2 separate regions of the Homo sapiens genome follow, and region 2 is linked to region 1. The links are chromatin loops, found by intact Hi-C in ENCODE. Cell type or tissue: PC-3. All regions are shown on one strand. Each heading gives the region's core, and the rest is flanking DNA. Links, peaks and the distances in the headings are about the cores only.

Evidence for each region. A loop is a pair of places that touch in the nucleus more often than their neighbours do. Peaks named below come from ENCODE experiments on the same cell type or tissue, not always from the same donor. Only the 100,000 strongest peaks of a DNase experiment are listed, where the experiment ranks them.
Region 2: a loop joins it to region 1, with 2.4 times the contacts of the local background. A loop is called at or near these places in 1 of 110 quality-filtered maps.

Annotation. Positions count from the first base shown.
Region 1 is chr11:107,149,149-107,165,480 of GRCh38, reverse strand. No RefSeq gene overlaps it. Among named protein-coding and RNA genes, the nearest start is that of GUCY1A2, 140 kb to the right of the region's middle. RefSeq lists a silencer at 8,004-8,298. In PC-3, for the core only: no CTCF peak of the experiment used is centred there; no DNase peak of the experiment used is centred there; H3K27ac peaks cover 112 bases.
Region 2 is chr11:107,376,883-107,393,214 of GRCh38, reverse strand. CWF19L2 (CWF19 like cell cycle control factor 2) reads left to right here. Exons shown (of 18, transcript NM_152434.3): 11 at 320-436; 12 at 3,004-3,141. Among named protein-coding and RNA genes, the nearest start is that of CWF19L2, 73 kb to the left of the region's middle. In PC-3, for the core only: no CTCF peak of the experiment used is centred there; DNase peaks (open chromatin) are centred at 7,454 and 8,924; H3K4me3 peaks cover 394 bases; H3K27ac peaks cover 1,667 bases.

The sequences.
Region 1 (16,332 bases), core at 5,668-13,667:
CATATTACTTTACTGGTGAATATTATAAAACATTTAAAAAGATATACTGATTTTGCACAAAATCTTTTAGTGAAAAGACAGTGAATGAATGCATCCCAAATCATTTTATGAGACCAACACTGTATTGCTTTAATATCCTCAAGACACCAAATTTCAGACCAGTATCCTTATGAGTACAGATGCAAAAACCCTTACAATACATACATACGCATATTTATATTTATACATATAATACATTGTGATCAAATATGACCAAATGTACTTTATGTCAGGAATGTAAGATTGGTTTAATATTTGAAAGTCAGTGGAGTTTACCAAGTTAACAGAATAAAAGAGAAAAACCCCATTATCTCAAATAGGTGCAGAACAAGCAGTTGAAAAAATTCTACACCAACTAAAGATAAAAATTCTCAGCAAACTAAGAATAGATGGAAATTTCCTCAGTTTTATAAAGGGTATCTGTTAAAAACCTACAGCTAACATCACACTTAATGTGAACTATTAAACGTCTTTCCCTTTAGGACTGGGAACTAGGCAATTACATCCACTCTTTCTGTTTTTGTTTAACGTTGTACTGAACTCTTAACCAGTGCAAAAAAGCAAGACAAATAAATTAGGGGAATACAGTTTGGAAAGGAAAAAATAAAGTTATATTTCCTCACATATTTTATGATTATATACATACAGAATTGAAAAGGGAATCTACAAATAAACTATTTGTACTAATAAGTGAGTTTAGTAAGGTCTCAGGATATAATGTCATTATATGTGTATAAATACAGATGCTATATATAAGCATATATATCCCAAACAGTTGGATTTACAAATTAGAACAAGTGAACCTTGAGCCCTATATCACCGTATACAAAATTAATTGGAGAATGCATCGTAGATCTCCAAGTGAAAGTTAAAACTATAAATCTTCTAGACAAAAATAATAGTCAAAGCTTTCTTAGACAAAACATGAAACCACTAAATATAAAAGAACAAAGTGATAAATTTGACCTCATAAAAATGGAAAACTTCTACTTACAAAAGTCGTCATCAAAAAAGTGAAAGCAAGCCAGGAATTGGAAATAATATTCACCATATAGATGCTTCTCAACTTATGATGGGGTTATGTCCTGATAAACCCAGTGCAAGTAGAAAATATCATTAAGTCAAAAATGCATTTAATATCCCAATACTCATCATAAATTTAAAAAAAAGTCAAACCATTGTAGGTCAAGGACCACTTGCAGTTTAATCTTGCATACGATAAAGAACTATTACTAATTGATATTTTAATGATAACCTAATACAAAATTATCTGAAGGTTTAAATAGGCATTTAATAAAAGATATCTAACTAAGCAATATTCATGTTAAAAGGTACTCAATGTCCTTATCACCAGGAGAATGAAAATTAAAACTACAATGAGATACTATTACATACACACACCTGAATGGCTACAGTCAAAAATATGGATAATACGGAGTGTTCATAAAGATGTGAACCAATTGTAACTCTTGTACAATACATACATTTAGGATTTATGTATTTTACTCTATGTAAACTTAAAGCTGTCAGCATTAAAGAACGTGATCATAAAAACAGGAATAATAAGAGTAAGATAAACAGTGAAAGTAAAATATATGCTAAAATCCTTGCCACACACTGGGGAGTAAGTAAAAAGTAATTACTTTCTTTATGTTTTTAATTAGAATAATAAAATATTTCTGTATCAATTAACAAGAGAAAGAGGCAATGCACAAACATTCAAAATTAGAACTAGCACAAAATTAGAAATATAAGTAAATATCATTAATAGGGGAAATTTTAAAAATAAAAAAAGACTATCTTGCATCAATTTATATAAATACAATGAAAAAGGAGAAATAGCTAATTTTCTAAAAATACACAGCTTAACAAAATTGATCCTATTAGAGACAGAGAGTGATATAGGAAAGGACTTGGAGTTCAACCTGAATAGGATCTCACTCGATAAACGTGGTATAATTTTGAGCAACAATAAGAATAATAACTGCAATAGATTGAAACACATCAAATATGTTTAAGTCCAATAATTTGTACTGATACTAAAATTAAAAAACAAAATTTATTAAGATTTTAGAAGATGCTAAGAAATCAACTCTTTATTTTGAAAACGGATAAATGAAGGGAAAGATAAGACATGACTTTCCTGTATACACTGTACTATAAGATAACCAAGTGGTTGACATAAGGAAGGCATTCCAACTAGGTAAAAAATGATGATAGAATGAGAATATTACCATTTTGTAACCCCTCTGTGTCCTGATGTTTTTCTTGATACTCAGGGGAAAATTTCCTCCTCCCCGTCTCCCAGGGGTCTGATCTCTTCTATTTGTGAAGAACTGGTGAGCTGGTGAACATGTTAGTCACTTTACATCACAGAGGCTTCTCCCATGGCCCAAACATTGGCAGCAGGAGTCATGTGTCCAGATACTCCCAGGCACTGTTGTTTAGAATAAGATAGATCAAACATCTGATCCAAGATGGTACAATAATATTCTTTTTGCTGGGGATTAGGACACAGATTTTCTGGTTAGTGTCCAACAAATACTTGAACTGGAAGGTCAAATGGCTCCCATTAAGACTAATGTAAACACCAGAAGGTTGGTGTATACATTTTTAAATAGATTTTATTTTTTAAATTGTGAACATGTTGTGTCACTCCACTTAAGTATTTAGTTTCTAATTTATTAATATTTTAATTGGCAAATCAAAATTGCATACGTTTATGGGGTACAAATTATGGGGTATGTGATATTTTGATGTATGTAAACAATGTGGAATGATTTAATCTAGCTAATTAACATATCTATAATCTAACTTATTTTTATGGCAATATATTTGAAATTTATCATTAGTTATTTGAAATATACAGTACTATTGACTGTTGCCACCCTGCTGTTAGATAGATCTCAAAAGGTATTCTTCTATTTGAAACTTTGTACCCTTTGACCATTACCCTTACCCCTACTGCCAGCATTTCCTAGCCATAATTCTACTCTCTGGTTCTATGAGTTCGACTTTTTTAGATTCCACATATAAGTGAGATTATGCAGTATGTCTTTTTTGCCTGGCTCATTTCACTTAGCATAGTGTCCTTCAGATTCATCTGTGTTTTTACAAATGACAGATTTTTTTTTTAGGCTGAATAGTATTCCATTATGTATATATCCCACATTTTCTTCATCCATTCATCCGTTGATGGGCACAGGTTGATTTCATGTCTTGGCTATTGTGAATAATGCTACATTAAACAGAGGAGTGCATATATCTCTTGACATATTGATTTCAATTCCTTTGGCTCTATATTCAGTAGTGGGATTGCTGGATCATATGATAGTTCTACTTTTAGTTTTTTGAGGAACCTTCATGCCATTTTCCATAATGGATGTACTAATTTGCATTTCCACCAACAATGTACAAGAGTTATTTTTTCTCCACACCCTTGCCAACATATGTGATCTTTTTGATAAAAGCTATTTTGATAGCTGGAAGTTGATATCTAATTGTGATTTTAATTTACATTTCAGTAATGATTAGTGATGTTGGGCATTTCTTTGTGTACCTGTTCATTTGTATGCCTTTTGAGACCTGTCTGTTCAGGTTGTTTGCTTATTTTTTAATTGGGTTATTTGTTCTCCTGCTATTGAGTTGTTTGTGTTACTCAAAAATTTTGGATATTAACCTCTTATCAGATGTACGGTTTGCAAACATTTTCTTCCATTCTGTAGATTGTCTTTTCACTCTGTTGATAGTTTCTTTTGCTATGCAAAAACTTTATAGTTTGGTTTAATACAATTTGTTTTAGTTTTGTTGCCTATGTTTTCTGGGTTGTGTCTGAAAAATCACTGTCCAGACAAATGTGAAGATTTTCCACCATGTTTTCCTGTAGTAGTTTTGCTATTTCAGGTCTTAGATTTAAGTCTTTAACCCATTTTGAGTAAATTTTTTGTACATGGTGTAAGACAGGGATCAAATTTTATTCTTCTGCATGTAAGTAATCAGTTTTTCCAATCTCATTTATTAAACACTGTCCTTGTCCCATTATGTGCTTTTGGTACCTTTCTCAAAAATCAATTGACCATAAATGTGTGGATTTATTTCTGGTCTTTCTATCCTTTCAATTGATATATGTGTATGTTTTGGTGTCAGTATTGTGCTATTTTGATTACAACATTTTAGCATATATTTTGAAATCATGCAGTGTAATGCCTTCAGCTTTGTTCTTTTTTGCTCAAGATTGTTTTGAGTCTTTGCCATTTCATATCAGTTTAAGGACTTTTTTTTCTCTATTTCTGTGAAAAATGACATTGTAATTTTGATAGGAACTGCCCTGAATCTGTAGATTGCTTTGGGTAGTATGAACATGTTAACAATATTAATTCTTTCAGTCAGTGGACATAGGATATCTTTCCATTTATTTGTGTGTGTTTTTTTCAACTTATTACATTAGTATTTTATAGTTTTCACTCTACAGTTCTTTCAATTCCTTGGTTAAATTTACACCTAAATATTTTTTGTTGTTTTTGATGCTATTGTAAATGGGATTGTTTTCTTGATTTCCTTTTCAGATAGTTTGTTATTAGTATATAGAAAGTACTGATTTTCATATGTTGATTTTATATCCTGCAACTTTACTGAATTTATCAGTTCTCACAGTTTCTTGGTGGGGTCTTTAGGATTTTCTATATATAAGGCCATGTTATCAGTAAATAGAGAGAATTTCATTTCTTTCTTTCCTATTATGATGACTTTATTTTTTGCTTAATTGTTCTTAATAGTACTATATATTTATTTATTGCTTAATTGCTCTATGTATTTCTTGCTTAATAGCTCTTTCATCACTGTGTTGAAAAGAAGTGAGCATCGCTGTTTTGTTCCTTATCAAAACAGGGACAAAATGGAAGTAGACGTTCATTCAATCTAGCCAGTTTCCAAAGGCAAGTGTATAGCTTCAACTTTTGAGGCATCTGGTATAATTGAGTTAAAAGACAATGTCATCTCTTGCTCTGAGCCTCTTTCAAGGTGTAAATGTAATATTGGATGTCCTTCAATTCATAACCCAGTTACTCATTTCTTTACCCTCAGCTACTATTCCTCCTTTTCTTCATTAATACCAAACTTTTTTTTCTAATCTTTTGAAGAGACATTAGTATAGGCCACTATGCTGGTCTACATTGTAGGCAGCAATACCAATCTAGTAAGTACCTCTCTCTCAGTCGACTCCCATTTAGAAAGAGTAAGGTTATGAGGTGCAGAACTCATGGTTTATTTTTTACTTCCAGACAATATAGCTGCATTCACTGTTAACCCCAATTTTTCCAGGTGGGCTGGGGGCTCAACTCACCCTCATCAGGCCCTTAGGAATTCTGACATAAGGTTTAAAAATACAGTTACAGTTTCTTGGTTAGGAATCATCCCAGTTTCTAACTCTTGTAGTTGCAGCCCTGGTCCTAGGACCTCTGCGTTAGGTAGGGGAGAAAAATCAAATTGAGACAATATGGGGAAGAAAGAAAAAAATTATAATCATTACAACAGCATATTACTCCCTTGGCAAGAATTGCATAGTCATGCCAGCATGCTTCCCCACCCCTTCTTCCCAGTTCCACCAGAAACAAAGGAAAATATAGTGGTGACACTTTTTTTTTAGCTCCACTTATGTTGAGTGTGAGCACACACTTGTAAAGGTGTGTAAGCCAACCCTTCATGCTTTTATCTTCCCGTGATTTAGTCAGTCAATGTTTTAATTGCAGATTCTATGTCTATCAAACTTACTCTGAGGAGGTTACCTCTACGACTATTGTTGAACATTATGGGATATACAGCATATTCCTTGGTCTGAAGAAATAATGGTTGGCCATCCAAATCCATTCAGTATCTTCTGTTCTTGTTTGTTTAAGTAGCAGGCTGAGCATTTTTACCTTCCATGGGGTAAGCAAAATCTAGCCTAGAATCAGTGTCTATTTCTGTCAAGACTTATATTTGTATTCCCTCAGGGTTATCAGCATCAGTCTCACTTGCCAGCTATGTTTGAGCCTTCCAACTAAGGAATCTGCCCCATAGCCATTGGCAATCTCTGTCTCTTTTGCTGGCAGATTGAACAGTTTTTATTGCCATTTTTTTTGGCATTATGCATCTGAGAGGGTGCAAAAGAACATGTCTAGACTTAGCCCCATCTCTGCACTGCTGCAATAGCCTCATGACCAGTCATCTCATGGACCCGGGTGGTCACCTCAAATGAACACACAGGAATATCTGCTTGTCAATTCAAATCACCTCCTGACCTGGGCATTGCTGGGCATTGAAATTTAGTGCACCTTTCAAATTTCCCTAAGACTTTGGCCCATATGAGCATTCCTTTTCCATTGTCTTTCTGACTGACCATTTTTCCAGACCATTGGCCACTGACCATGAGTTAGTAAAAACCCAAGCACAGGGGCTTTTAACACTGTTCAATTCTTCAATTGCTGCTGGAAAGACAGCATATAACTCAGCCCACCAAGCTGATTTGTTTTTACCTTCCCAGAGTAGCAACCATCTAAATAGCATGTCATCCATTCACCTGAAAATTGCCACCTGCAAACCCAAAAGCTCTTGAATAGTCAGTTGAGACTGTTTACAGGACACTATGGAATCCAGCAGCTCCTCACACATTTCCAGAGTCAATCCTGGGGGAAGAGAGGCTCCCTGCTTGTGAGTATTTCCTCTTTGCATTCCTCAGATAGCATGATCTTGTATAAGCCATTTCCATTTTATTATGGAACTCTTCTGGGCAGTAGCATCCCCATTTAGAGTGTTTCTGTGACATTATCCAATACATCATGGGTATTTCGGTTTCAAGATCATTTTATGTCCTTCAGTCATAAGGCTAGCTTCAATTAATATCCCATAGCAAGGTAGTAAATGCCCCTAAAGTGGAAATTCTCTTGTTCAGATTCCCAGTAGTAATTGCTGGGAGGTGTTCACAGTCTTTTGCCATAAGCAATAGTCTAGGCTTTACATAGGGCTATCACACCCAGGATTTGTTCCTACCATTACTTAAGCGTCTGTTCTACACTGTGTGGACTCAGGGAATCTTACTGGTTCCCTTTAGCATATCCAATTAGTATCATTTGAAGAGCAGATTTATATGCCTTTTGTTTTATAATACTAGGTGGAGGAAGTTTTCCCCAGCCAGACATAATATCCATTCCCATAAAGCATTTAGGTAAAGGAGACACGACTTCTTTAAACAAGGCCTGTTTAAATATTCCAACTTTCATAATCCTATCAACTTTTACATTGTTATGTTCTCTCAATCTAATTGTAGTTCCAACAAGGGCTTCACCAATGAATCTTGGAACCACAGTGCATGGGGCTCCCATATCAAGGATTCCCAGGAATTTTTCTTCACCACTTCCTGACCATTTCATTCACTTGCGTACATAAGGCTTTGGATCCCCACTAGGGGATTGAGCAAAGAGACCTTTGCCTATTTCTAAATCTTTATCTTGGTTAATCTGTCTGCTTATTGCCCCAGGCAATTACAGATTTCTGTTTGTAATCTTTGCTTTCTGATTTTTAAAATTTCCCCAAACTGGGGTACAGTGTCAGCTTAGATAGCAAACAGAGAGATAAGGTATCTAAAAGAAAATAATATTTATTTGGGAATAAGGGCATTGCAATAGGAATATATAAGTCATAGTAAACTATGTGCATATTCAGGGAGGTAAAGAAAGACAAGGTTTTTAAGGAAAAAATGAGGAGGGTTACACAATTGTTTTGAGATCATTACTCTTGGCTACAAGGATCAATAATAAGTGTGACACTAGTCCAAAGTTGAACAGGCAGTTGCTGGGCAGATGACCTTGCAGAAGTGTTTTTTGTGCAAGGTTGCAGTTTTTGCCTAGGCTTTTGTGATAGTTTTTGTTATCAGGCATTTGTTCATGAGAATTCTTCTCTTCATGACCTTCCCTGGTTCTATTTGTCAGGTTTTGCTGTTGTTTTTATTATTATTTTTTGCCTCTAGGCAAGCTTTATTCTTTGACTCCTTTATCCTGGAAGGGGACTGTTAGTTGCATCTCACCCAAATGGAATGCGATGGGAACTGGGGGTTTGAGTTGTTTGGAGAAAGAGCTGTTGTTTTTAGCAAGTGAATGTAGCTGGTGTGTGGTATCCATCAATCCTTGAGTGCTTGGCCATGCGGACTAACGAATGGTCAGAACAAACTCAGAGGTCCCCAGAGCTTTATAATACCAAGATTCAGAAGGTATAGTCAGTAAGGAAAAAGGCCATTTCCTTTAGGTATAGTAGACAGTGAAGTTTTTTTGTTTTGACTGGCTTTTAAAAAATTACCTAGGAAATGGAAAGCTTATGAACGTTCATAAGTGAATTGTTGAATTGCTACCCCAAGTGGTTTCTTTACCTAGTCACCACTTAACTGGAAATACTAGAATACACAGTTCAACCAGAATTCAACCAGGCAGATAACCTGCTTGTTGCTCAAGCAAATATCAGAGTTTTAAAAAACAAAATTAAGCAAAAAAGACCTTTCCCCAAATAGCATCATTACCACTTAGCTTTGTATGACCCATTCCTAAGAAGTGACTCCATTTCGATTCTGACAACTTTCACATTTCTCCATTTTAATCAAGATCTTTCTCTAAAAGCATCACTAATTAATCACCCTGTGGTTAGGTTTTGATTGTCCTTCAGTTCCAAGACGGCCCTATCTCAGTTTGTTTGTCTGATCCCATGTTGGAGAAAGTGAATGGTGACTACAAGTTAGTGTGAACAAAACTTTCAGCCACATTTCAGCAACAAGAGAGTTTAACCGGAATGGCTCTCAGGCTAAGTCCTCCTGGAGTCCATTATTAAGTTATTGATTTTGTCTGTTCTGTAGCTTTTTTTACTGTCATCTCAAAATGTTGGGCCAGCATTATTCTGTTAGGAGTTGTACTTCCACAAACATTTAACGAGTAATAAAGTTTAAAAAGGAAAAATACAAAATAAAATTTATAGCAATATGTAATACAATATGTATAGTGGTTTTGAACCATGGACCTAGGCTTAAAGGCAACCAATTGAATAAGTCACATTATCCTGGCAATTGAAAAAGATAGGCATTAAGAGAAGTAAGAGTCCTATTGCAGTATGAAGTCTTATTCTGATATCTTGGGAAAAGCTGTTTATAGCCTGAAAACATCAACTTCTTATCCTGGTTTGTAGTTTGAATGTCACTGGTTATGGCATCAGGCAGTTTGGTGAACTTTTTATGTGGCCCATAAATTAGGCATGAGACTTGTTCCTTAAAATTCATCTAGTTTTAGCTTACAAGGCCTTAAAGCATTTTTCGTGTTTCATAATTCTATGGAAGAAATTTGGATTAGAGAAATCTATATGAACTCAATATATAGTCTAGCCTATAGGTAGATAATGAGATCCAGAAAACAATGCACAGAGCTTCAATCTAATGACAGGTATATTATTGTCTTTTTATTAGAAACATCACTTTTTCTCTTACATTGGTCATATGGAAATCTCTGATTTAAAACCTCTTGTAGCTAGGAAGCCAAGCCAAGGCAGACTTTAGGTTTTACCTACAGTCTTAGGGTTCCTGGGCCTGCCAGAAAGTGATAATTTTGAGCTACTCACTGTAAGGATGGGAAGCATTGAAGTCAGGTAATATATGCATATTCTCAAATATGACATTTCAGTAAAAACATGAATAAAAGACATTGGTAATATAAGCAATGTTTCCAATTGTATTCTGCTATGAAAAGAGAGTAGATTTTCATTGGGCTTATGCAAATAACCCTTTTGCCATATGAATACTCACAAATAATTTACAAAATTTGGAGGACTCGAGTAGGAAGAACAAGCAAATGCTTTCATCTTTGTCCACAAAACTATATTTTACCAAGTTGCTGTAAACTATAGATAGCTTAAGAGAGAAGATTTCTCTAAATCTGGAAAACAAAATATTTAAGTAAAATAACCAATAGTGTTTTAAATAAAAGTCATAAAAACATTATCTTCAGTTATTTATTTATTTATTTAGAGACAGGGTCTTGCTTTGTTGCTCAGGCTCTATTGCAGTGGCACAATCACGGCTCACTGTAGCTGCAACCTCCTGGGCTCAAGCAGTCTTCCTGCCTCAGCCTCCCAAGTAGCTGGGAATACAGGTGTGCACCACCACACCTGGCTAATTTTTATACTTTTTGTAGAGACAGGGTTTTGTCACGTTGCCCAGATCTTGAACTCTTAGGCTCAAGCAGTCTACTCGCTTTGGCCTTCCAAAGTGCTGGGATTATGAGCATGAGCCACAGTGCCTGGCTTAACTTTAGTTATTTAATCTGATGTAATTAATTTTGTTCTGATTGGTCTTGATTAACAGTTTTATAACCTCATCAGTTTTTTTATTCAAGTTTTGAAAACATTTTATTTAATCCATTAATCTTAAAGTTATTAGAAACCTGTATTTAAGAGTGCGGGTTAGAGTTTTCCACAAATCTGAGTGCAAATGCTTTTAGAAAAGAATTTAAAAAATAATTTTGGATGACAAATATTTAGAATAGCCAAATTTAAATATAATGGAAGTTTATTATAATCAGTAGTTAACAAGGAGATCTAGTTACTTTTATGACATATAACATAATACTTAGAATTATGACTGATGACATATTAAATTTCTAAGAGTTTTATGCAATATTGGAATATTCATATAAATAACATACCACATGAATGTGACTGAAAGATCTGACATTACTTATCATTTGCCAATGTTTCCCATACAATTTACCAAATAAGCCTAATCATTTAATATCTCTACAAGATGAGAGACATATTCTTTCAAGCTCTCTGGGGGCTTCACTGGAAAATACCAAAGCTATTTCTAGGTCAAAAATACTTAATTTAGAATTTTGGTCCTGGAGAAGCCTGCCAAACATGCCAAAAAGTTTAAAACACTTGATCAAAATGGGATCACAGGTCACTGTGAAATAATTGTCATTCATTCAACCAGAGTGATGATCAAAATTCTTCAAAAGCAATACAGAAAGTTACACGGATTAAAAAAAAAAAAAACCCTTAACCCTTTTAAAGTCTAGCTTCCCTAAGTAATAATAAACCTAATAAAGACAACGTCAGAAATTATTTTGATAAAGTGTAATTTTTTTTTTAGGCCAGTGATGTGGTTAGGCTCTGTGTCCTCACCCAGATCTCTTCTTGAATTGTAAACCCCATAATCCACACGTGTTGAGGGCAGGGACCTGGTGGGAGGTAATTGGATCATGGAGTCGGTTTCCCCATGCTGTTCTCATGAGATCTGATGGTTTTATAAGTGCTTGACAGTTTCTCCTCCATGTGCATTTTCTGTCTCACCTGTTGCCATGTAAGACATGCCTCTTCCCCTTCCACCACGATTGTAAGTTTACTGAGGCCTTCCCAGCCATGTGGAACTGTGAGTTACTTAAACCTTTTTCCTTTATAAAGTACCCAGTCTCAGTTATTTCCTTACAGCAGTGTGAGAACGGACTAATACAGCCAGTTACCAAAAAGGTAAAACAAAAACCTCCTGCAATGTGATTGCTTCTTCTTATGAAAAGTCCATTTAGATAACCTGGAAGTTGAACCTGATGAAAGTGTTCTTGAATTTAATCAGACATAGGAAGAATGTGTGTCTGGTTATTACATGGAATAATTTGGATATATTAGGAAACACCAAGAGTGCAGAATCAAGTTATACTGGAGGAAAACATTGCTTTTTTAAAAAAAATGTCTTTAAGACAAACTTTTCAGCATTAGGTCATAACAGCAGAGTTTCAGGAGCTTTCAAAAAGTTGAAGGAGACACTTATCCCAGGTCATCTCAAGAAGATAAGGAACTGAAGACAATGATGCATGAATTACAAATTATGTGCTGCAAGATACAGCAAGAGTTGAACTTCTGAGGTATTAATCTGATTCATTTGATTATTGCCCCAGGCAATTTCAGATTTCTCTTTGAAATCTTTTTCTTCTGATTTTTAAAGTTTCCCCAAAAAAAGCTTGAAGAGGAAAACTCAACCTCAAGAAGTAAAATTACCATTCTAAATGAAAAAGACAGCATTTCTGACCTGAAACTAGGGGAATTAAGTGGATCTAAGGAAGCAATGTGACAGAAATAGAAACTACCTGCAGTTTAAAGTATGGCTTTTAAAGAACCAGGTTTTAGAATTAAAAATCAAAACCTGCAATTTTTACTACTGATAGATCAGTGCTTCAAAAACTTTCTACTGTAGGGGACCAAACAGGATTCTACCATAGGGGACCACATTTTTAATTTTGTATTAGTGTATTTTTAAAATCAAAGTTCATTGTTTAGAAAGACTTATAAATAATTCCCTTCTAATTATAGAAACTTGATCACACAAAAATTCCTCTCATAAATTCATCTTTCATGAACCTTACCGTGGCTTACTCAGACCATTTTGAGTGGTCTGAGTAGCTTTCTGCTTTGTCCTATACTTCCTCTTTCTTAAATAAGCAGTCATTTTCCTTTAGGAAAAAAATTATCACACAAGATTCTTTCTCATATAAAATTATTCTTTTTTCTTTGTGACCTTCCATACCATAAATACATCTTCATGCCTGTAGCTTTCTTCACGTCTCTCTCTCTCTCTCCTACTTACTAGCTCCTTTCTATCTTGTTTCTGTTTCCCATTTTTTTCTCAATAAAAACACATTTTATGCCTTTCTGGTAATTTTTTTTCATTAAAAAACACATCTTAATTTCCTGGCACACTTTATATACAGAACTATGTATTTTAATCAGAATTTTAACTGTTAGTAACCTTAATTTATAGCAAGTAATTTTGAATTATCTGTCACATATTAGCATTTTATAGAAAAGAACCATTTTATAATTTTTAGAAACATTTTTCCATAACATAATCTTCACACATATACTGAGACCCAAATATATTTAATCTCTCTATAAAATGTAAAAAGCCAAGAAAAAACATATTTATGTTCATCAATTTGTTTCCATATTGTATCTTATTTAAAAATGACCCAGACCTTTAATATCTATTATATAATTCAACATAATTTTGAGATTTCAAATTACATGAAAAGCCCATTTATAAACGTTTATTTCATTTAAATTTACGTAATTTATTTATTTTGAACAATTTACCTAGATTACTTATGAAAACTGAGATATTAGGCAAAGCTAGTCATCATTTCAAGTTATTTTCCTATTAACCATTTTTATAGCCTGTGAGTATAGGTGTTTCCTTAAGTAAGAAACTTAAAGCTACATATGTGGATATTTTGCTAATAACTCAGGAAATATAGCTGTTTTAATTAAACCAACAATATTACATTAGTCATACTTATTAAAGATTTGTACAAACAAAGATCATTCTGTTTTAGGCTGGGTTTATAGTTTTATAACCTTCGTGTCAAACCCAGATACCTTAAAACGTCTGTCAGGAACAAACATAAAACTATTTGACCAGTAAACAGGCAAAATGTATGCTAACAATTTTGAAGACATTGCTATTTTAATTTTACCAACAATTTTAAAACCAGCTTATTTATTAAAAATTTACTTAAGTCATGTGAACTAAAAGGCATTTGTGTTGGCACTCATGTACTTTATATGAGTGCTCATTTAAGCCAATCTGAATAGAATTCCTTAAGGGATTTCTGGCTGCCTATGCCAGATTTTAACATGTAGACACATCAAACAACCTAATATACAAATATTTGCATAAACACACCTAAATACATACACACAAACAGATTTTTTATGGCTTTCATTTTTGAATTTTGGTCAGGAGACAGTAAAACACAGACTCACCAGTTTATAAAAGACAGTTTGATCCAAATTATATTTTGATAAAATGGGACATGTTCACATGGCTAAACTTTATTTACCCTGATAGGTAATCTAATAAAGGCTGTGGACCAAAATTTTGGGTAAAGACGTTTTCACAGCAATTTTGTTTTAAAAGATGTTATTTTTTAGTTTCGAATGAGTTTAGGGTTAAATTTTCAATGTTTACATTTTAGCTATTTACTTTTCTTGTTACATGAGTAATCAACTTTTTCCTTGTCAATCTGTGCTACTGTTTGGTTTTGCCAAGTTTTTAATAATAAATAGAACCAGATTTGATAACAGAAATGCCTCTAGCAGTATGTGTGAATGCATTTGGAAAGAAATAATGGAGAAGAAGAGTTCTCTTGGAGGCAGCTGTCTTTCTTGACTTTTTATTCCCTAGTACTTTAGTCTGGCACATAATAGATACTTTAAAAAATGCCCCTGAGTAAATGAAACACAGTACATCCCCTGATGTCATTTTTACAGAATAGCACTAGAAATAGAGTTGCACCAACACCTATTCATTGCAGTTATTTGATATGTTCTGAATTAAGAAATGAGATCTACAAGGGTCTCTTTCACAACCCTCCCACCTGAGCAATAGCTCTTTTCTCTACAAATTCATAATTATTTTGGTTGTAAGGTGGTAGGAACACACAATTTTAGGCAAAAAGATGGATTTAGTCACTGCTATGGATTGAAGGTTTATGTCCCCCCAAAAATTCATATGTTGAAACCCTAAACCACAATGGTACTGTATTTGGTGATAGGGCCCTTAACTCCTTAATTAATGTGAAATATAGGGCTCTGTCCTATAGATTTAGTGTCTTTATAAGAAAAGGAAGAAAGAGCAGAGCGCTCTTTCTTTCTGTGTGTGCATGCACTAAGGAAATGCAATGTGAGGATGCAGCAAGAAGGTGGCAGTCTGCAAGTCAGGAAGAGAGCCCTTGCCAGAAAGCAAATTAGTTGGTACCTTAGTCTTGAATTTTCCAGCCTCCAGAACTGCGAAAAATAAATTTCTGTTGTTTAAGCTACCTAGCTGGTGGTATTTTGTTACAGCAGCTTGATAAGACTAATACAGTCACTCCTGTGAGAGGGAAAGATAATGTTACAACAAACAGGATTGAAAGAAGAGCTGTAGGAAATCTAGTCTCAGAGAAAGCCACCAAGACTTGCTCTCTCTTGTGTGTGTTTGTTTCTGCTTGACTTTATCCTATGGAAAGACTCTCTATGTGACAGAAAGCAAAAACCAACTACTCAGACTCAGATTTACATTCTCTCAATTTAGCAATCCCAACAGAAAGAAAGTTCTATTTTCCATGGTTGAAAAATCAGTCATAGAGAAGGACACTAGCACTATTTAGAGAACAGCCTTAACCCCTAACACAAATTTCTCTTGTTGAGGGGACAGTTATTATATACAAGGCCTGGGTCACATGCCCATTGTGTGGCTGTGGAGTAGAGAAGAGGCAGTTATAATTCCATCAAAACCATGCAGAATGGATTAGTGGGGGTTCCTTAAAGGAAAGGATGCTTTAATATATAAAGTACATGTGTCTACTCCCTATAGGCTGGGCCCACCAGTTCTGTGATTTGGGGAAATCTAAGCATCTTCAAACCATTGCACAGGGCTTTGGAACCAAGTCACATTTGGGTTAGTATACCTCTGATGTTGCTTCACATTTTCAACAAGTAGACTTTTTCTAGTCCCTGAGACCAACTTGTTGCTGAATACTTTGCTTCTGAATATGTGGAAACTGTTTTGTTCCCATTTTCATAGGGTCTGCCATCACTACATCTCCAGCGTTCCCAGTTCCTCTCAGCCTGAAACTGAGACTTGAATTTATTCCTATTACTTACTCAGGAATTAGAATTCTATGGTTAGATCTGCTCCTTTAGATCACTTTTCTGCCTTTTTGATTCCTGAATATTATTTGCCTCTGGATTTCATATTGCAATGCTATGCCCATCTATAGAAACCCCTTTCTCTCATGTTAGGCTTTGTGAGGTTGACTGATGTCCTAGACTAAGGCTGGCTGTTGTCCTGGACTAACACTTATTATTGATACTTCACCTTTCTGGAGGGGGACTTTCTAGAAATTTGCAGTGTAGTTGAGGTCCTCTTGATCCCCTTCCAGCTCATCTTCAGAAGATCTAATGACTCCAGGTTCCTCTTAGCACTTTTCTGTCTGATCTAGCCTTTATAACTAGACCTACAATGTAAATTAAAAATTCTAACTCATACATTTTACAGCCCATAAACCATGTCTCTTGATATTCACATTTTATGTCATTTTCTCCCATATTGCCTTTGGACTTTGATCAATGGGACATTAGCAAACATGACACAATAATAGGCTTTAAAAGCACTTGCACACTGGGGCATGTACTTATGGACTGCTCAATTTTGGATCCCTGAGTCACCAGATAAAGAGGTCTGGCCATTTTATTGGA
Region 2 (16,332 bases), core at 3,283-11,282, 230 kb before region 1:
ACTGCATAAGTGATGGGCACATGGACTATTGATACTTCGTCATCTTTTAATATTGTCTAGATGAAAATTTTATTTGAAATTTTCTTCTCTTGATTGCTTTTTTAAAAATACTAAAATAAACATTGGGTATTTTTTACCCTTTCCCCAAAAGATTATGTTCATTTTATAGTATAGAGAGTAATGAAAATCCAGGAGATTTAAGGCAATCCACAACGTTATGTGGAAACGTTAATCATTTTAATGCTTTTTTTGTTATTAAATAAAAACATTCAACATTCTTCACAATAATTTCAATAGTTATCTCTAAATCTTTTTATAGAATGAAGACCAGCAAGAAGTAATCCTTGTCAGAACAGATCAGTCTGGAAGAGTATGGCCTGTGAACACACCCGGAAAATCTCTGGAATCACAAGGAGGAAGAAGAAAGAGACAGATGGTATGTTTAACATATGTCTTTGTTTATTAATTCAGAATTCCTTCTTCCCCTTGGGGCTTTCTTTGTATCAGATTATAAAATATTTTCTGAAATGTGGCTTTTGAATGCCAATATTGGAAGGTAGGAAATGATGTTGTTACTACTTTTATTCTTAGTTATATCTCTTTGCCTTTTACAGAATGGAAACTAATCCAACTATTTTTTCAAATAGTTGTTAACATTGAATGTTTAAGGCAATTTTAATTTTAGTGTACATTTCTTTGATGTTGTTTTCAGCTGCTTTTGGCATACTTGCTATAGCTCTTAGGGAAAACTTTGGTCTCTCAGAGCTGTTACTAGTGTTAGACAGCTAACTTGAGACCTGGTGATGGGGTATCCATACACAGTAATGGCTTAATTATGTAGGTGCCATGATCCTTTATAAAACTAATTTTCTTTTCCATTTTCCAACTCTAGTAATTAGTTTTTAGCACTACCTTGAGGCTCTTGAGCTGGCAAAAACAACATATTCAGCTTTCTCAAGTTAGTTTTTTTTATTTTAAATTTGGAAGATCAGACAAGTGATAATTGCATATACAAAAGAACTGTTCATTCAGAATATTTCTGTCAAATGTTTATTTTTTGCCTGTTGAGTGCCTATGTTGCTAGAGATTCTAATTAATTCATCCAACAAATAGAAGTGGGATGGATATGTCTTCTAATGTAATGGGAGGAATTTGGTGGTTGGAGAGGAGGTGCAGGAGGAGAATAGTAAAGGTCTGATTTATATGAAATGGTGGAACTGACTAGGGATCCATAAATGCATTGTCAGAAGGCATTGAGGGCCCTTTTTGAGTTGCATATTACTGAGCAATCTAGGTATAGGAGTAAAGAAGGTAGACGCTTTCATTCATGAGTAGAGTTTGCTCTTTGAGTATAATGAAAAGACAAGAGGGCCAGAAATTAAGTGTCTGGAGCCAGGGGGTGATTGGAGTCATGGGATATGAGGTTTAAGCTAGTAAAGAAAAGAATAATAATGTTGGAAAATGTAGTTGCACCCCTGTTCCAAAGATCTCAAAGAAGTTAAAGACAAGGTTTTATTTGGATAAGGGAATGTGAGAGCAGCATTGGAAAGATTTGATTTGAGAGGAAATAAACAGTATTTTTCTGTTGCACACCTGGGTATGGAACCAACTGATAGGAAAATCTGGGACTGAATTAGATGGAGACCAGAATATCAGCTTTGCTTTTGATAAAGCTGTTTACAGAACAAGGGTTTAATAATTAGAAGTTGGTCTCTTAGTTCAGGCTACTGTAACATAGACTGGATGGCTTAAACAATAGAAATTTATTTCTCACAGTTCTGGAGACTGAGAAGTCCAAGATTAGGACTTGGAATGGCAGCTTCATTGTCTGATGAGGGCACGCTTACGGGTTTGTAGATGATAGTCTTCTTGTATCCTCAAATGGCAGAGAAAAAAGAGAGAGAGAACAAATGCTCATGTCTTTTAATAGAGGTACTGTATTAGGGTTCCCTAGAGGGACAGAATTAAGAGGATAGATGTATATATGAAGGGGAGTTTATTAAGGAGTGTTGGCTCACACAATGACAAGGTAAAGTCCTACATAGGCCGTCTGCAAGCTGAGGAGCAAGGAAGCCAGTCCAAGTCCCAAAACCTCAAAAGTAGGGAAGCTGACAGTGCAGCCTTCGGTCTGTGGCTGAAGGCCCGAGAATCCCTGGCAAACCACTGGTGTAAGTCCAAGAATCCGAAAACTGAAGAACTTGGAGTCTGATGTTTGAGGGCAGGAAGCATCCAGCATGGGAGAAAGATGAAGGCCAGAAGACTCAGCAAGTCAAGTCATTTCAACATCTCTGACTCGCTGGCAGCTGATTAGATGGTTCCCACCCACACTGAGGGTGGGTCTGCCTTTCCCAGTCCACTAACTCAAATGTTAATCTCCTTTAGCAACACCCTCACAGACACACCCAGGAAGAATACTTTGCATCCTTCAGTCCAATCAAGTTGACACTCAGTATTAACCATCACAGGTTCTGATCCCATTTCTGAGTACTTCATGCTCATAGCCCAGTTACCTCCCAAAGACCTTGCATCTTAATACCTTCATACTGAGATTTCAACATGTGAATTTTGGGGCAACATAATCATTAAATTCATAGTAGTGGATTTGCTAATACTTCATCTCTGTTTTTGATATACTTACTCCATTTCTGGATGACTTCAGTCTTCCCACCACAGTGGTAAGGAATTTTAACTATAAGGAGAAGAAGAGCAGAAAAGAGAGAAGAAGGGGTAGAGCAGTTTTGCTCTTTCATCAAAGCTCAGAAAGCAGATCATATCATGCTTCCATCCCTGGGGAAGAGGAGAGTAAAGAGGTAGAAGTAGGGAGTGTAATTCTAATGGAAGTTTTTTCACATGGAAACTGGCAGACTAGGGATAAACTGGAAGGAAAGGTTGTGATTACATAGTGGGATTTTTACATTTAACATCAGATATTTATGTAATCCATCAAGAAATACTTCAGAGACTCATGTTTTCATTAAATTAATAATGTTCATTTTGTCATAGGTTTCAACCCATGAGGAAAGAGAAAGGGTCAGATACTTTCATGATGATGATAATCTAAGCCTAAATGATTTAGTCAAAAATGAAAAGATGGGAACAGCAGAAAATCAAAACAAGCTCTTTATGAGAATGGCATCTAAGGTAAGATATATTCCTAGGATACCTCTGAATTTTGAGAAGCTGATTATTCAGTGTAACAGTGATCTGCTTTTTGGAGAGATCTGGTTCTCTCTAATCTTGATTCATTTTATTAAATTAAATCCTTTGTAAGACTTATTAGAAACATGCATTTTGGAATTGATCTGGTTGAGAAACATACAGTTGAAATGTTGTTTGTTTTTAAATATAGACTGTGGTTTATTTCTTTAATGCATTCTGTGGAGATTTTAATTATACATTTCCTCTACCATTTAAGAGAAAATGTTAAGCCAGAGTTAATGATTGACAGTGCGCTGATAGTTAGGTTACCACTCCGTCTTGTCTTAACGTTCCTCCAGTTCTTCATAATTGTGCCATGAAGAGGTAGAAGAAAATATTTGCACTAATATATTATGGATTATGGAGAGGCATCTGGGAATAATCTTACATCTATTTATATGAAAATATATATTATTTTAACACGTCATTATGGGTAGGATGAATTTTTGTTTCAAATAGCATTCTTTGTTGCAGTTTCTTCCATTGAAGTCTCTTCCAAACACTACCATTAACATTTTTTATAAAAGAGACACTGGTATTTAAACTGTTCTGTAACAGGTTTTGGCAAACTGTGACCCCTATGGGAAAAATTCAGCCTACTGTCTATATTTGCAAATAAAGTTGTATTGAAGAACTGCTATACACATGCATTTACATATTATCTAAGGCTGCCTTCACTCTATAATGGCTGAATTGAGTAGTTGTGACAGAGAGTGGATAGTCCATAAAGCTGCAAATATTTTCTGTGTGGCTTTTTACAGAAAAAAATGGCCAACTTCCACCCTATAATAACAATGGTTACTTTTTGGTAGTGGGAGTTTGAACTGAGTCACTGAGATATAGGCAAGGGATGGGGAGACCTTTCACTGTATATCTTTTCAGACTTACAATCTTTTATTTTTTAACTTTTAATATTCACATAAGTACGTAAGTATGTTACCTGGTAAAAAAATTAAACTTAATGAAAACTAAGATAAAGTAACCAAGGTATCTGTATGTGTATGTTGTGTTGGGGAAGAGGGCAATAAAGTAAAATAGAGTTTAAATGGAAATGGCTTTTGTACCTATCAGCAAGAGTTTCATGAGATCTTATATTTAGCCCATTAAGATAATTTTACCTCTGTTTATTTTGGAAAAAATGCCAGAAATTTCCTAGGGTCTGGAATTTTAATGCAGAAAGAAGGAAGACATGTTTTTATTAGAGTTTCCTTTTCAGAAGTGGTACCTCTGTATATGAAGTCTGAATTAAATAGTTTTAGTAATCTTATAAACCGTTCAAGTTTATGAACCATAAACCATTCAAGTTAAAGAAAAATCCTTCTTAAAAATTGTAATAGTGCCGGGCGTGGTGGCTCAACCCTGTAATCCCAGCAATTTGGGGGGCCTAGGCAGGCAGATCATGAGGTCAGGAGTTCGAGACCAGCCTGGCCAACATAGTGAATCCCCGTCTCTACTAAAAATACAAAATTAGCCAGGCATGGTGGCACGCACTTGTAGTCCCATCTACTCGGGAGGTTGAGGCAGGAGAATCCCTGGAACCCGGGAGGTGGAGCTTGTGGTGACCTGAGATCGTGCCACTGCATTCCAGCCTGGACGACAGAGCAAGACTCCGTCTCAAAAAAAAAAAATTGTATAGCCATTTGTCAGTTCAACAGTTATTATTGAAGACTTAATTAGTGTCAGATACCATTTTAGTTGGGGGATACAGAGAAGCAATTAAGTCAAAGTTTGTGCCCTCAGGCGCTTATATTTCTAGTGGATGAGAAAGTGAACAAATATATAAACTATGTAACAATATATTATAAAATTGAAAATAGTTTTGTAGAAAATGAAGCAAAGTAGAAGGAGCTGCGATGATATTTTCAACAGAGTGTTGCTGAGGGAAAGTCTTTCCATATAGGTGATGTTTCATCAGACTGAAAAAAGTGAGTGAGAGGTCCTTGTGAATATCTGAGGGAAGATTATTTCAAGTAGAAGAAACAGCAAAGGATCTGAAGCAGAGACAAGCTTGAAGAACATCAAGAGACTGCAAAAAGACAAGTGTGACTGGTAGTAGAGGGAGGAAGAGAAAGAGAAGTTGAGATGAGATAGGAGACATAAGTCAGATTACGTAAGGCAGGGGGCCCATATCCCTGGGCCATGGATGGGTACTGGTCTGTGGCCTATTTGGAACTGGGCCGCACAGCAAGAGGTGAGCGGAGCGGGCCAGTCGGCATTATTGTCTGATCTCCACCTTCTGTCAGATCAGCGACAAGATTCTCATAGGAGCATGAACCCTATTGTGAATTAGACATGTGAGGGATCTAGGTTACACACCCCCTTACAAGAATCTAATTCCTGTTGATCTGAGGTGTAATAGTTTCATCCTGAAAGCACCCCCACCCCCACCACTGCCCTGCCACCCTGTCTGTGGAAAAATTGTCTTCCACAAAACTGGTCCTTGGTGCCAAAAAGGTTGGGGACTGCTGAGGTAGTGTCTTACAGGCCATGGATAACTTTCATATTTGTTTTAATGATGGGGAGCCATTTGAAGGTTTTTTTTGTTTTTTGTTTTGTTTTGTTTTGTTTTGTTTTTAGCAAGGCTGTGTCATGATTTGGTTTATATTTTGACAGAATTTTTCTGGCTGCTCTTTTGAGAAGGCAGTGTAGAGAGGCATTAGTGGAAGCAGGAGATCACTTAGAAGGAGAGTATTATATTAGTTCAGATAGAGCCATGGATGGATTACAGTGGTAAAACTGGTGAAAAGTGTCAGGATACAGGGCATTGCTGGTGCTGTATATTGAAATGGGAAAAATTGCAGGAGGGACAAATTTTGGGGGAGTGGGAAATCAAGAATACTGTTATGGATGTGTGAAGTATGAAATGCCCGGTCACATGGTAGTGTAGGGTGACTGCCCCTGGAGTTCTGGGTAGATGCTGGTTCTCCCATATAGATTTGGATGCATTAGCCTTTTTTTTTTTTTGAGACGGGGTCTCGCTCTGTCACCAGGCTGGAGTGCAGTGGCTCAATCCCAACTCATTGCAACCTCCGCCTTCTGGGTTCAAGCGATTCTCCTGCCTAAGCCTCCTGAGTAGCTGGGACTATAGGCACGCACCACCATGCCCAGCTAATTTTTGTGTTTTTAGTAGAGACGGGGTTTCACCATGTTGGCCAGGATGGTCTCTGTCTCTTGACCTCGTGATCCGCCCATCTCAGACTCCCAAAGTGCTGGGATTACAGGCATGAGCCACTGCGCCTAGCCCTGTGTTAGCATTTAAATAGTATTTAAAGCAATGAGATCAAAGAAATTATTAATGAGGAGAGTCTGAAGACTGTCCTGGAGAGGACAGAAAGGATTCAGCAAATAAAACTAAGAAGTGCAGCCAGTGAGGCAGAAGGAAAACCAAGGGTGTGGTGTTTCAGGAGACAGGGAGGAGGCTGTGAATGACTGTGTCAGCTGCTTCTAAGAGGTGAGGAAAATCTTTGAAGATGGGAAATGGTCACTGGATTTGGCAGTGTAGAGGTTTCTGGTGACTTTAATAACTATGGGTTTTTCTTGGTCCAATAAGGAAAAAAGCATGATTATGTTGTGTTCAAGAGTGAATTTGGGAAGAATTGACCTTAGAAAGGAGCTGATTACCATCCATCAATTATATAAGGAGGAAAGGCAGAGTATTAGTATACAGATGTAGGTAGGTTCTTAAATTTGGTAGTAGAAAAATGAACAGGAGTGGCGGCTCACACCTGTAATCCCAGCACTTTGGGAGGCCAAGGTGGGAGGATTACTTGAGGCCAGGAGTTCAAGACCTGTCTGGGCAACAAAGTGAGACCCCTATCTCTACAAAAAATAAAAAATCAGCTGGGTATGGTGGTACTTATCTGTAGTTTCAGCTATGCAGGAAGCTGAGGTGGGATGATCACTTGAGTTTAGGTGGATGTCTGAAACTGTGGATGGTACCAAACCCCTATATATGCTATGTTTTTTCCTATTCATACATACCTATGATAAATTTTAACTTATAAAGTATAATTGATAGACATAGTAAGAGATTAACCACAATAATCATAAAATACAAGTATAGCAATATGCCAGCATTGCTACTCTCGCAGTTTCAGGCTATTATTAAGTAAAATAAGGGTTACTTGAACACAAACTCTCTTATGCTGCAACAGTCAGTCATAACTGAAATAGCTACTGAATAACTAAATAGACAGACAGGTAGCATACACAGCATGGTTGTGCTGGACAAAGGGCTGATTCATGTCCCCTGGGGGGGATGGAGTAGAACAGCATATTTCATCACACTACTCAGAATGCCATACAATCTAAAACTTATGAATTGTTTATTTCTGAAATTTTCCATGTAATATTTTCAAACCACAGTTGACTGCAGGTAACTGCAGCCACAGGAAGTAAAACCACAGGTAAAGGGGGGTTACTGTATTGTATAGGATTGCTTATTTAATATTAGCTGATTTGGCAATAATTGCATCTTCATTACTTTCCCTAAACATTTTACATCTTTGATTTTTTTAATTGACGTTTAGATAAATTGACGTTTAGATAAATTATTGAATGTGCAGCTGATACACATTCAGTCCAGACTTTTAAAAAAAATTTTGATCAATTTATATATTATTGAATTTGTAGTAGTGTTGTATTAATATCTTGACAAATGTGTTATTTTTATTCAAGCAAATTGTTTTTTTTTTGTATTATTTAATGGAGGTGTTTTTTCTAAATATGCAAAGCAATGCCAGTTCCTACCTATGTGCAGTGGGGCCAATGGAAGTACAGGTTGCTATGGAAATGCTGATTTCACATTGGGATTTTTAGTTCATCCTGCCTGATAATTACAGCAGAGTAGCAATTTGTTTTGTATGTTTAATGATTAAAATCAGCTCTGCTAAAAATTTGAGGCGTTACTAAAAGCCTATAAAAAAAAGAAAGTATTTGAAGTGTTGGCCATTTCTAAGAATACTGTGCCTAATCCTTTCACTCTTAAAAGTTTATGAACTAAAGTAGCTAAGTTATTGAATTTTTGATAGTAATATTGCTGGTATATAGTTTAGTTATGTCAAATAGTTTCATGAATGACTCCAAAAGCTCATTATCCTATGTTTCTTTTTATTATTAGTTAAAAATGATTAGTCTAGTTTAAAGTCATTAGAGGTTGGCAAACTTTTTATGTTTCTTTTTATTATTAGTTTAAAGTCATTAGTTTAAAGTCATTAAACAGAGGTTGGCAAACTTTTCTTGTAAAGGGCCAGACAGTAAATATTTTTAGCTTTCTGTTGCAATTACCAGCACTGCTGTTGTAGCACAAAAGCAGCCATACACAGTATGTAAATGAATGGGTTTGACTATATTCCAACAAAACTTTATTTACAAAAACATATGGATGGCCTGATGTGGCTTGGAAGTTGTAGTTTTTCAATCCCTGGACTAGGATATAAAATCTTCAATGCAAATGTATTTGAATTTAGATACAGGTTGAACATACCTCATCCAAAAATTAGAAATCTGAAATGCATTAAAATTCAAAATTTGTTGGGCACCAAAATAATGACACATTTGCTTTTTGATGGTTCAGAATACACAAACTTTGTTGCATGTACTATTTAAAACGTTGTATAAAATTACCTTCAGGCTATATGTATTAGGTATGTATGAATCATAAATGAATTTCAAATTTAGACTTAGGTCCCATCCCCAAGATGGAATGTATATGTAAACATTTTAAAATCCAAAACAATTCAAAATCTGAAACACTTCTGGTTCCAAGCATTTTGGATAAGTGATATTCAACCTGTATGTCTCTTACTTAGTAGTTTCCCTGAAAATGGATCTTGGGCCTTGGGAAAAGTAGCTAGTCAGGAATAGTTGATATAAATTTATAAAACAAGAGTCTGCTTATTTATTTAGTCGACAAATGTTAATTGAACTCATTCAGTGTATGAGGTGTTCTACTGGGGACACACTGGCACATGAAGAAGAAATGATCCTTGACTTTATGGAGCTTATTAGGCTAGTGGGGAAAAGGAAGCACTAAATAAATAGCTATGAAAAATAGTTCAGTAATCTTGGATGTACAAAGAACTGTGACAGACAAGTGAAAAGTCTTTTGGAAGTAACACCTGGGTGACCCAATTTAAACTGGGGGCACAGGAAAGATTTCATGTTGAACAGAAATCTGATACTACCTGGGCTCAGTATTCAGATCTGCCCTATTGCCTTTTGCTGTTGATGTGTATTTTACTTTTTATTAGTACCTTATATTTGTTTATTTAATTTTTATTGCCCATTCTTTTCTTGCATTTCCAAAATTCAGGTTATATTTATGTTCTTTCCAGTTGTATTTTACCATTAAATCTTTAATAGAATATCTTTCTTATAACAAAACCAAGAAAGGTATCTCATGACAAATATGAACTTAATTGTGTTTGTATAGGGGAATTATGATTCTTGGTTTTTTTATCCTTTCTATATTTTTCAGTTTTTTTGAATATGTACTACATAATTAATGAAAAGAGGGGAATACAAAATACCCTGAAAAAGATGTGTAGAGAAAAACTCTCTTTTAAAGTGTGTTTTTCCTCTACTCTTAAATCACAGTCATCAGCACAGAAGACTTCTGTGACCAAATGTGTGGGTTTTTTTCTCCACGCACCGAGCAGTGGACACTGGCAAGATGTCCTCTAATTCAGTTCCAACACTGTCTACCTGGAGATAGTGTCTGATTCCACAGGTTGGGGTCTCAGTCCCCAAGTCTGTCCTCCAGATGCCCAGACTGGTACCAGTCACAAGTCTGGGCTTCCAGAACTTCTGACCACCCAGCTTCAAGTTGGGGTTCACATGACCCCCCCACTTCGGGTACGATTAATTTGCTGGAACAGCTCACAGAATTCAGGGAAACACTTAAATTACATTTACTGGTTTATTATAAAGGTTATCATAAAGGATATAGGTGAAGAGACGCGTAGGGCGAGGTATGGGGGTGCAGAGCACGCTTCCTTGCCATCCCTGGGAGTGCCACCCTCCAGGAACCTCTACGTGTTCAGGTATCCAGAAACTCTCTGAACCCAGTCCTCTTGGGTTTTTATGAAGGCTTTTTGACTTCAGTATTCCTTCCCCCATTGCATAGGGTGTGACCCTCTCTGGGGATGGTCTTAAGACCCACAATAAAAAAGGTAGGAGAAGATTAGAGTCCTGCCTTGGGGCAGGTGAAAGGAGGGCAGGAGAGAGACTCTGTTTCCTGAGGCCTGCCTCTGAGGCTTGAGATACCCAACATTGTAATACAAGACTGTAACAATAGCTATGGGAGTTATGAATCAGGAACTGTGAATGAAAACCAACGCATATCATAACACCACAGAAGTGTATGTTGGTCTAATTTTCTTACCATAGATGTGCCAGTATGTTTACTATGTTATGTTACTTTATTATGTTCTAGAACATAATAGGTATATAGTAACTTATTTTGGATAAAGAAATTTCTTCCTTCGAAATCATAGAGCCAAAGAATTTTAGATTTGGAAAGGGACCTTACTAATCTTGTTTCACCTTTCACATCTTACAGCTGAGGGAACTGAGACTTTGAGAGAATTAAATGACTTAACGCAAGGCTAAGTAACTTTCCTAGTCCCCACAGCTAATGAGTTGCAAAAGCCAGCACCAGAAGCTTCAGCTTTACTTTTCAGTCCACATTAAACAGTACTGTCATTCAAATGACTCATGTTAATGGATAGTTGTTGACTGTTGCCTAAATTTAATTGTCTTTGTCCAATTTCCATGTATCGTTTATTGCTATTTGGGAATAATAAGCTGTGTATGCTTTGCTCTTTCTTAAAATACATTCTATTGACTCCAGCATTCTTTAAATATAAACTCTTCCATTTAAAATTTAAGACGTCAGTGTTACCTTGGCAACGTAAACTCAGGCACATCTTCAAGAGATCTATATACATCTTTCCTCATTAATTTTGTTGAGACTGTGGGCAGTAATTTTATCCTTTTTGTACTAATAGACCATTAAACATGGGCCGGAGGGGAGGAAAAATGAAAGGTGTAAGAGGGGAATGATAAGGGAGAGAAAAAAAGACTCCAGTAATTAGGATTTTACCTTAAGTTATTAAAAAAAGATGATTTTATTGTCTAATAAAGTGTTTGTATTTTTACTGATTTATTTTCTCTTGTTTGTAACACTTAAGGCTTAATATATTTTCCCCGGAAGTAGTCTTTAGGATATATATTACATGTTTCTCTAATAATATACACTTGAAATCCTCTACTTTTTTATTCTCAGTAAACTACTAATATCAGATTTTGAGAGATTAAGTGATATACCATTCTTAAATGTATGATTAGAATAAGGTAAGGAATATTGAAATTGCCAGCTTATTGCAGCAGCCCCTTGGTCATTTTCATTCTCATAGACTTTAATAGATACACAGTGAAATTATCTTTGCAAGAGGCCAAATCCAAGAGTATGAAATCATTTATATGTTCCTGTGATATCCCCTAAAGGAAATTTGAAATTTGTATGTCATAAAATAATAACGTGATATTTTGCCTTTTTGTAGAACCGAATAAGATAAATATTGACTTAGTTTATTCATTTTCCAAAAGATGTAAGCTTGAATCCAGTTCAGGCTGCTGAACAAAATAATTTTTGTTTTTCTGAACCTCACCTATAGGTGATGGGAGTGGGAGGAAGGTGGGATCATAAGAAGAATTTATTTAATGTTTTTTCGTTCAGGTCCTAGTTGGGTTTTTTATGGCAAAATATACATAACATAAAATTTACCATTTTAACCATTTACAGTATACAATTCAGTGGCATTAAGTATTAATAAATTGAAATATTTTGCAACCATCACCACTATCCATTTCCAGAACATTTTTTCATTATCTCAGACAGAAGCTCTATACCCATTAAACAGTAGTTCTCCTTCCCACTGTCCTGCTCACTTCCATTTACCCCAGCCCCCTGGTCACCTCTTTCTGTCTCTGTGAATTTGCCTGTTCTAGGTAATTAATGATAAGTAGAATCATATAATACTTGTCCTTTTGTATCTGATTTATTTCGCTTAACATAATGTTTTCAAGTTTTGCAAGTATTTAGCATGTTTCAGAATTTCATTGCTTTTTAAGGCTGAATAACTCTATTATATGTATATAACACATTTAAAAACTCCATTCATTTGTTCATGGACACTTGGGTTGCTTCCATCTTTTGGCTGTGTGAATAATGCTCTTAGGAACATTGGTGTGCAAGTCTCTGCTTTCAATTTGTTTGGGTATATATTAATATCTAGACATGGAATTGCTAGACCATATGGTAACCCTATGTTTGACTTTTTGAGGAACCACCAAACTATTTCCCACAGTTTGAACAATTTTACACTCCCACTAGGAATGCACATAGGTTCCAACAGTGTCTCCACATTCTTGCCAACACTTATTTTTTTTTATTTTGTTTTGTTTTTTGTAAAAGCTATCCTTGGTGTGAAGTGGTATCAGTTGTGATCAGGTCCCAGTTCTTGACCCTGGTGAGATTTTATGAGGTCTTTTGGACAGTTCTCTCAGATTTTAATCAAAGTTTAAATTGTTGACAGTTGAGCATAGTGGTTTAATAGCTTCACTATCCATAGAGTCCAAAATGATATGAAGTTTATATTTAATCAATGAATTCATCTATTTCCAATGGATTTAAGGGCTTGGAGCTTGAAGGATAGTTTCACAGTTTTGATTAAAATTTTGATTTAATAAACATTGTCATAAAATTTGAAATGGTTTTGTAAGAATTAGACTGCAGTCTATTTTTCATTGTTGGTAATCCTTGTGTAATAATGCAGCACTTATTAAATAGATTCATTGCAAACCATTTTTTTTCTATATAATGACACTAAAATAAGCCTCTAGTTTTCATAGAGTTTTTATTCAAGGATCTTAGTATCTGATTTTTTTTTTTTTTTTTTTTTTTTTTGAGACGGTGTCTCGCTCTGTCGCCCAGGTTGGAGGGCAGTGGTACGATCTCAGCTCACTGCAAGCTCAGGCCATTCTCCTGCCTCAGCCTCCCGAATAGCTGGGACTATAGGGGCCTGCAACCATGCCCGGCTAATTTTTTTTGTATTTTTAGTAGAGATGGGGTTTCACTGTGTTAGCCAGGATGGTCTCAATCTCCTGAGCTCGTGATCCACCTGCCTCGGCCTCCCAAAGTGCTGGGATTACAGGCGTGAGCCACCGCGCCCGGCTGAGTATCTGATTCTTAATAAAATGACAGTTAATTTGTAGTATTTCAGGTTTTTCTTTATGCAGACATCAAAATGGGAAAACAAATTAGCTTTCATGGTTAGAAGACATTAATATTTTTGTATGTTTAAAATGTAGGTTATGAATTCACTTCTGGTAACAACTTCTGTAACCAGGCTTGAATTTGGAAACTGATTGAACAGGTTATCAGTAGTAAATCAGTTTAACTCCCTAACTCATGTGGATGGTTGTTATTAGTGGATACAAAAGAACTTTTCATGTGCAGTTATCAGAATCAGAATCCCTCTTGAACATGGCTTCACAGCCTTAGCGCTATTGATATTTTGGGCTGGTTAAGTCTTTGTTGTAGAAGGACTGTCTGTGAACCATAGAAGATTTAGTAGCATCCCTGGCCTCTGGCCAGCAAATACCAATAGCAACCCCTCTCACCCTAAGTTGTGACAGCCAGAAATGTCTCCAGATATTGCCAGATGTCCCAAATAAGGGGCAGGAAGCAAAATTGCCTCATTTGAGAACACAATCTTGGGAGAATCTGGGAGAAAATAGTAATAACTACAAATTTTTGAGGACTTGCTAGGTGCCAGATCCTTTTCATACCATAATACTTATAATTGTCTCTCAACAGGGTATAATTAACCCCATTTAATAAAAACTGTTGCTCAGAGATATTCAGTAGCTTGCCCAGGATCACGTATCTCTTTAACGAATCTGGCTTGTTTTCAGTATTTCCTATACCATTGTGTAGTACTACTATCTAACCTAGATTAGAAAGCTAGTAGTCATCAGATGAGGGAGAATGATCTCTCCTTTGTTCTCCACATCCAGTCTGTCACCAATCTTGTCTTCCTATGCCCAATCTACTTCTCTTTGTTCCTGTTGCCATCACACTATCGATGCTATCTTTCTTTTTTTTTGTTACAATATATATTTATTGACTTTATAATTTAAACATTTTGTAACTTTATTTTATTTTTATTTATTTATTTATTATTATTATACTTTAAGCTTTAGGGTACATGTGCACAATGTGCAGGTTAGTTACATATGTATACATGTGCCATGCTGGTGCGCTGCACCCACTAACTCGTCATCTAGCATTAGGTATATCTCCCAGTGCTATCCCTCCCTCCTCCCTCCACCCCACAACAGTCCCCAGAATGTGATGTTCCCCTTCCTGTATCCATGTGTTCTCATTGTTCAATTCCCACCTATGCGTGAGAATACGCGGTGTTTGGTTTTTTGTTCTTGCAATAGTTTACTGAGAATGATGATTTCCAATTTCATCCATGTCCCTACAAAGGACATGAACTCATCATTTTTTACGGCTGCATAGTATTCCATGGTGTATATGTGCCACATTTTCTTAATCCAGTCTATCATTGTTGGACATTTGGGTTGGTTCCAAGTCTTTGCTATTGTGAATAGTGCCGCAATAAACATACGTGTGCATGTGTCTTTATAGCAGCATGATTTATAGTCCTTTGGGTATATACCCAGTAATGGGATGGCTGGGTCAAATGGTATTTCTAGTTGTAGATCCCCGAGGAATCGCCACACTGACTTCCACAATGGTTGAACTAGTTGACAGTCCCACCAACAGTGTAAAAGTGTTCCTATTTCTCCACATCCTCTCCAGCACCTGTTGTTTCCTGACTTTTTAATGATTGCCATTCTAACTGCTGTGAGATGGTATCTCATTGTGGTTTTGATTTGCATTTCTCTGATGGCCAGTGATGGTGAGCATTTTTTCATGTGTTTTTTGGCTGCATAAATGTCTTCTTTTGAGAAGTGTCTGTTCATATCCTCCGCCCACTTGTTGATGGGGTTGTTTGTTTTTTTCTTGTAAATTTGTTTGAGTTCTTTGTAGATTCTGGATATTAGCCCTTTGTCAGATGAGTAGGTTGCGAAAATTTTCTCCCATTTTGTAGGTTGCCTGTTCACTCTGATGGTAGTTTCTTTTGCTGTGCAGAAGCTCTTTTGTTTAATTAGATCCCATTTGTCAATTTTGGCTTTTGTTGCCATTGCTTTTGGTGTTTTAGACATGAAGTCCTTGCCCATGCCTATGTCCTGAATGGTGACGCCTAGGTTTTCTTCTAGGGTTTTTATGGTTTTAGGTCTAACGTTTAAGTCTTTAATCCATCTTGTATTGATTTTTGTATAAGGTGTAAGGAAGGGATCCAGTTTCAGCTTTCTACATATGGCTAGCCAGCTTTCCCAGCACCATTTATTAAATAGGGAATCCTTTCCCCATTGCTTGTTTTTCTCAGGTTTGTCAAAGATCAGATAGTTGTAGATATGCGGCGTTATTTCTGACGGCTCTGTTCTCTTCCATTGATCTATATCTCTGTTTTGGTACCAGTACCATGCTGTTTTGGTTACTGTAGCCTTGTAGTATAGTTTGAAGTCAGGTAGTGTGATGCCTCCAGCTTTGTTCTTTTGGCTCAGGATTGACTTGGCGATGCGGGCTCTTTTTTGGTTCCATATGAACTTTAAAGTAGTTTTTTCCAATTCTGTGAAGAAAGTCATTGGTAGCTTGATGGGGATGGCATTGAATCTGTAAATTACCTTGGGCAGTATGGCCATTTTCACAATATTGATTCTTCCTACCCATGAGCATGGAATGTTCTTCCATTTGTTTGTATCCTCTTTTATTTCCTTGAGCAGTGGTTTGTAGTTCTCCTTGAAGAGGTCCTTCACATCCCTTGTAAGTTGGATTCCTAGGTATTTTATTCTCTTTGAAGCAATTGTGAATGGGAGTTCACTCATGATTTGGCTCTCTGTTTGTCTGTTATTGGTGTATAAGAATGCTTGTGATTTTTGTACATTGATTTTGTATCCTGAGACTTTGCTGAAGTTGCTTATGAGCTTAAGGAGATT